Regions from separate parts of the Mus musculus genome. Here region 1 is linked to region 2. A link is a loop called in an ENCODE intact Hi-C map of the cell type or tissue named here. Cell type or tissue: left cerebral cortex. All regions are shown on one strand.

What was found. A loop is a pair of places that touch in the nucleus more often than their neighbours do. Peaks named below come from ENCODE experiments on the same cell type or tissue, not always from the same donor. Only the 100,000 strongest peaks of a DNase experiment are listed, where the experiment ranks them.
Region 1: a loop joins it to region 2, with 8 times the contacts of the local background. A loop is called at or near these places in 2 of 42 quality-filtered maps.

What each region holds. Positions count from the first base shown.
Region 1 is chr4:94,016,636-94,019,135 of GRCm38, forward strand. No RefSeq gene overlaps it. Among named protein-coding and RNA genes, the nearest start is that of Gm32035, 150 kb to the left of the region's middle. In left cerebral cortex, no CTCF peak of the experiment used is centred here; a DNase peak (open chromatin) is centred at 1,270; H3K27ac peaks cover 221 bases.
Region 2 is chr4:93,885,095-93,887,594 of GRCm38, forward strand. No RefSeq gene overlaps it. Among named protein-coding and RNA genes, the nearest start is that of Gm32035, 22 kb to the left of the region's middle. In left cerebral cortex, no CTCF peak of the experiment used is centred here; DNase peaks (open chromatin) are centred at 1,367 and 1,723; H3K27ac peaks cover 813 bases.

The DNA of each region.
Region 1 (2,500 bases), 130 kb after region 2:
GGATTGTGGGAGGAAGAACTGAACTCCAAAAACAATAGATATTTGCACAGAAAGTATGTTGCCTAATAGATACCATGCGCCTTCATAATCATGTTTCCAGAAAATTCTACCTAACCCACCTCACAGATGAACCTACTTGGAAAATAATTTCATTGTTTGCTAGTTTTTCTTTTTCTACTTTTCTATTTTCTTTTTATTGGTTATTTTATTTAGTTACATTTCAGATGTCCCCCTTCCTGGTCTCCCCTACACAAGCTCCCCATCCCATCTCCCCTCCCCTTTGTCTCTAATAAGAGTGTGCTTCTCCACCCATCCACCCACTCCAGCCTCACCACTCTAAAATCTCCCTATGCTAAGGCATCAAGCCTCCACAGGACCAAGGGCCATTGATGCCAGATAAAGTCATCCTTTGTTACATATTCAGCTGGAGCCATGGGTCACGATTTGGTTGGTGGTTTAGCCCCTGGGAGCTCTTGGAAGGCCCCATTAGTTGATATTGTTGTTCTTTCTATGGGGTTGCAGTCCCCTTCAGCTCCTTTGCTACTATGTGCATTCAGTTTGGTAGCAGTAACAAAGCAGGCTGCAAGAACCAACCTTTTCTCAATTTGATGAACTATTCATTGCAAAGCAGCAGAAAGCATAAGCAACTGACCAAATGACTGTATAGGCAAAATCAATCCAACAGCACTATTCTAACTTTTTTTAAAAAAGGCTTTGTCATACATTACCTTCAGAAAGCAAGGGATGGGATCCAAAATTAGTCCAACTCCTCCTTAATGTGTATTCTACACACTACTTAGACACATGTTATCTGACCATAAAAATCTTTACATTAAGACCCTTGTGTGTTCAACTTTCATCTTTGAATTTTGCCTTTATATAGGAAAGGTGAGGGGATAGATTTTAGCTATTGGAAAGCATGCATTCTTTACAGCATGTATCATTGAGAAGATATTTTAAGAACCAATAAGTTCATTGTTCCCAGAAAAATTATTACTTCACGCTGACTTATAAAATAGAATATATTCACACACATACATAGATACAGTCTCCATGCATTCACATTTAGAGGTGCATTATGAAACTACAGGTATGTACATTCTTGTGAATGCATTTAACTGTCCTTCGAAGAAAGGAAAGCATGGTTTTTTTAAAGTGAGATATTCACGGGCCTTGCTTCTGTTTTCTCCAACAGAACATGTTTGTGCATATTTCTGGGCTTCCCAGCAACACCCCAGGAACTGAGTCAGCACCCATCTGACAGCTACAACTGTGTTTGCACAGGAACTCTTTCCACACCATGTGTGGGAACTTCCACCCTATTTTAAGATCAGTGTTGGTAACATTCCTCATTAGACCACTGCAATCAGCACTGTCTCTCTTTGAGAAAAAAAAAACATGATTTGAAAAAGATCATAAAATCTTCAAAATGGTTTAGAAGACAGATAAAAAGGTGTGTGTGCGTGGGGAGATGGCTTGAGTCATTTCTTCTTTGTAAAAGAGGATATTAAAAGGTTCACCCTAAAGCTTCATCGATGCCTTGGAGAGTTCTTTCTGTACTCCTACTCTATAGTTATGAATTTGAGTATTCCATACTTCCACCGTGGGCATTTTTTCAGCAACTTTATATGAAGAAGAGTGGTTTTTTTTTAAGTTTTGTTGTCATGGTAACCCTATATTCAGGTTGGAAAGCTTTATTGAATGTTTTTGAGTATTTCTCCATCACAGCTTTAATTTAATAGATTTTGATGCTCAAATGTGTAAATATATCACTTTGTCTCTAATAGTGTTGTGTGGCACAACATAGGCATACACAAATATACCCGTACACAAATGCTGTTTAAATGTTTGGGTATCTACAGGGAAGGGTTTTGTTAACTATGGCACTTTGTTCTTTTCCTGTCTTACTTTTAGAACTTAAGGTATTTATCTTATAAAAAAGAAAGGAAGGTATACGGATGCCACCTCAGATACAGAAAAATACATGGCCTCCTATTTGACCTCAAAACAGTACCACAATGTGTTTCTGGAAAGGCCATAATTTTTCCCATATTGTCTTTTGAATTCTAAAGTACAGAGATGAAGGCACTACATGGCTAAGATGCTCTGAGAACCTGAGAGGACTGGCAAGAGCAATGAGTAAATAGAATATCAGAGAGATACTCCTCATTGCTAGCTTCCTTTGCCCTTCCTATTGCCCAGCCTATCTGGAGGCAATTTCCTAAGGAATATATGTATCCCTTCAAGGGTGAATTAGAGCTTCAAGATAAAAAGATCTTCAGGGTTGAATATACTTGATGCTACTGGATCAGGTAATGAGTTTGAAATGGTTCATTGTAACACCTTTGATGGATCAAATAGTGTTATTCAAATATTTTCTAGAAAGCCTAAGGGAAGGCCTCATCACAGCACACTTTGGGAAATGATATTTTCTAGAATATTCCTAACAGTTTTCTTCTGGTGTAAATGTGAGAGAGACCAGCCAAAGATTCTCGAATAG
Region 2 (2,500 bases):
TTGTTAGATTTGTTTTTCACTTAAAAGAAATAAATATATGTGTGTGCATGCTTTCAGGGACCCATACAAGACAGAAGAGGTTGTTGAATTCCCTGCAGCTAGAGTTAGGCAGTTGGGAACTATTAGATACGGGTGCTGGGAACTCAACTCCTGCCTTGAGATATAACAGCAAGTGCTCTTAAATGAGCTCTTTCCAGCCTCTTGATAGTTTCTTAGGAGTACAGAATTGTGTATTTATTTCTTCAGGTTGTTGAGTAAAGTCTGTAACTTTCTTCCAATGTCTGACTGGAAAAAAAAATATACTCAGAAAGGCATGTCCCTGAGCTGACAGAGTAAGACAGCATGAAAGAGCCTCAGCCTTCAGAACATAATGGTGTAGAAACTCATGCTTCAGTGAACTATCTGTGTTCCTCACTGCTCCTGTTTTAAAGACTAGACATTTCTTGCTATCTTTACTATGGAATGATCCTCTTATTTATTCTACCCAGAGGAAGAGAGGCTATGCCTTAGCTGAAGGATGCAAAGGAGGAAATTTTAATATTATTGCTTCTTCGTAAACAGCTTTCCACTAACACTTATGATTTATACCTTTCAAGGTCCCTTTATAGAAAATGAATTCTTGGAACTCGCTTTTGCCCATGTGTAAGTATAGAAATTACCTGGTTAGCCCTGACTCTTTCCTGTTTTGTCAACCTTATATGAGGTTAACATGAGGAAAATGTGTATTAAGTTCACCAGAAATACATCAGTCATCTGTGTAAATGTTACAGTTCTCTAGGTTCAGCAACCACAATGAAAACACATATCCTCGTGTTTTCAGTTCCCGATGCACAGATCACTGTGGACACCAAAGAACTGAGTGAGTGGGTGAATCAGAGAAAGCACGGGCACAGACAACAGCACAGATTCATGGTGGCAAACCTATCAGGTGGTCCATCACCCACTGCATGCTGAGCTGTCCTTTGAAGTGACAGGTCTGAGTTATCCTTCTGCCTCAAGCTGTCTAATCTGCTCTCCAGTTCAGCAAGTGTTTCACTGATTTGAATCACAGAGCATTTCTGTTGATCTGGTCCTGAGTGACTGGTCTCTTTTCAATGCTTTTCCTCTTGTCAGGACTTCCTAGTCTCTTTGACCCTTAGAGCAGCTAGCTGATGCTCAAGGAGTCCTGTTGTGAATGGCAGTACAGAAAGAGAGACCCATTGCTTCCTCTCCTGGCATCCTGCGCCTCGGAGGGCCAGTGCCTGGACCTGTGAATCCCAACACGTCTCTGTAAAGGAGCAGTGCACTTTTCAATGACTTCTGTTCTGTATAAGAGTTGTTCATTCCATCTAGCATATCGTACCATAGTGGCAGAAGTTTTGAATATCTCACTTATGCGGGGAAAGGGAGAGCTAGTCGGCATTAGTAGATTTTATTTTGTAAGGCTTTAGATTTACTTTTCTCTCCGCCCACATGGGTTCCTAAAAAAAAAAAAAAAAACCTACATTAAACAGCTGCTTTGAAAGTTTCTCTTTCCCTATAAGGGTTTTACATTAGCACATTGGGCTCCTATGATCTAATAAAATTAAGCTCTCAGAAGGAAATCGACTCGTCAGAGAGAGTTGGGAAATAGTTGTTGAACGCCAGACTTCTTGCTAGAAGTTCGTCTGTCTCCGGGGACTTTTCTCTGGGAAAGTAGCTGTGGGTGGAATTGCTGAGCTCCTTGGTCTGTTAGAGCCAACGTCTGCCTTCCCACACTTGTCTTCTTTACATAAGCATTTTTCATTTAAGGCACCCCACACTGGCACTGGGAGAGAAGCTGGCAGGCACAGTGGTCAGATCTCAATATCCCAAAGAGGAGATAAAAATGATGTGCGCCTGGGCGAATGACCTCGTGGAAGGTAAGATCCTGAGGCGCTTTACAAACTGCTTCCAACGCCCCCCAGATTACCACCACCACCACCACCATTTTCAGATCTACTTGTAAATTTAACTTCCAGAAGGCAGTGTGTCTTCCAGATTGGCAGCTAACATAGCAAAAAATACAGAAAAATGGAGGCCTAAAAGGCCATAAATGGTTTCCTTCTATCTCGAACTGTGAAGGAGAACCGACTCAGCTCATGTCATCGGTGGCCGTTCACACCTCCGTTACTCATCCAAACACGTATTTTCCTGTTTTCGTTCTTTTCTTACTTCTTTTCTTCTTTCTGCCTTCCTTCCTTCAATTCTTTCTTTCTTTTCGTTCTTTCTTCTTTAAAGTTAAAATCTATATTTTTAAGATGTGGTTGTTTTCCTCAACAAAAATGTGCAGTAGATAACCAAGTTTAAACCTGAGTGTGAATCAGACTTACTTGAGAGACTTGGCTAAAAGCACAGATTTGTAGGTCATTCCTCATAACTCCCAAAGTAGAATATCAGTAATATTTTGAGAAATACATGAGTCCCAAGTCTGAGACCCAACAAGAGCTATACACAAAATGCAAAATATTTAGTTTGGTGATTATAAAACCTAAGACTGGAA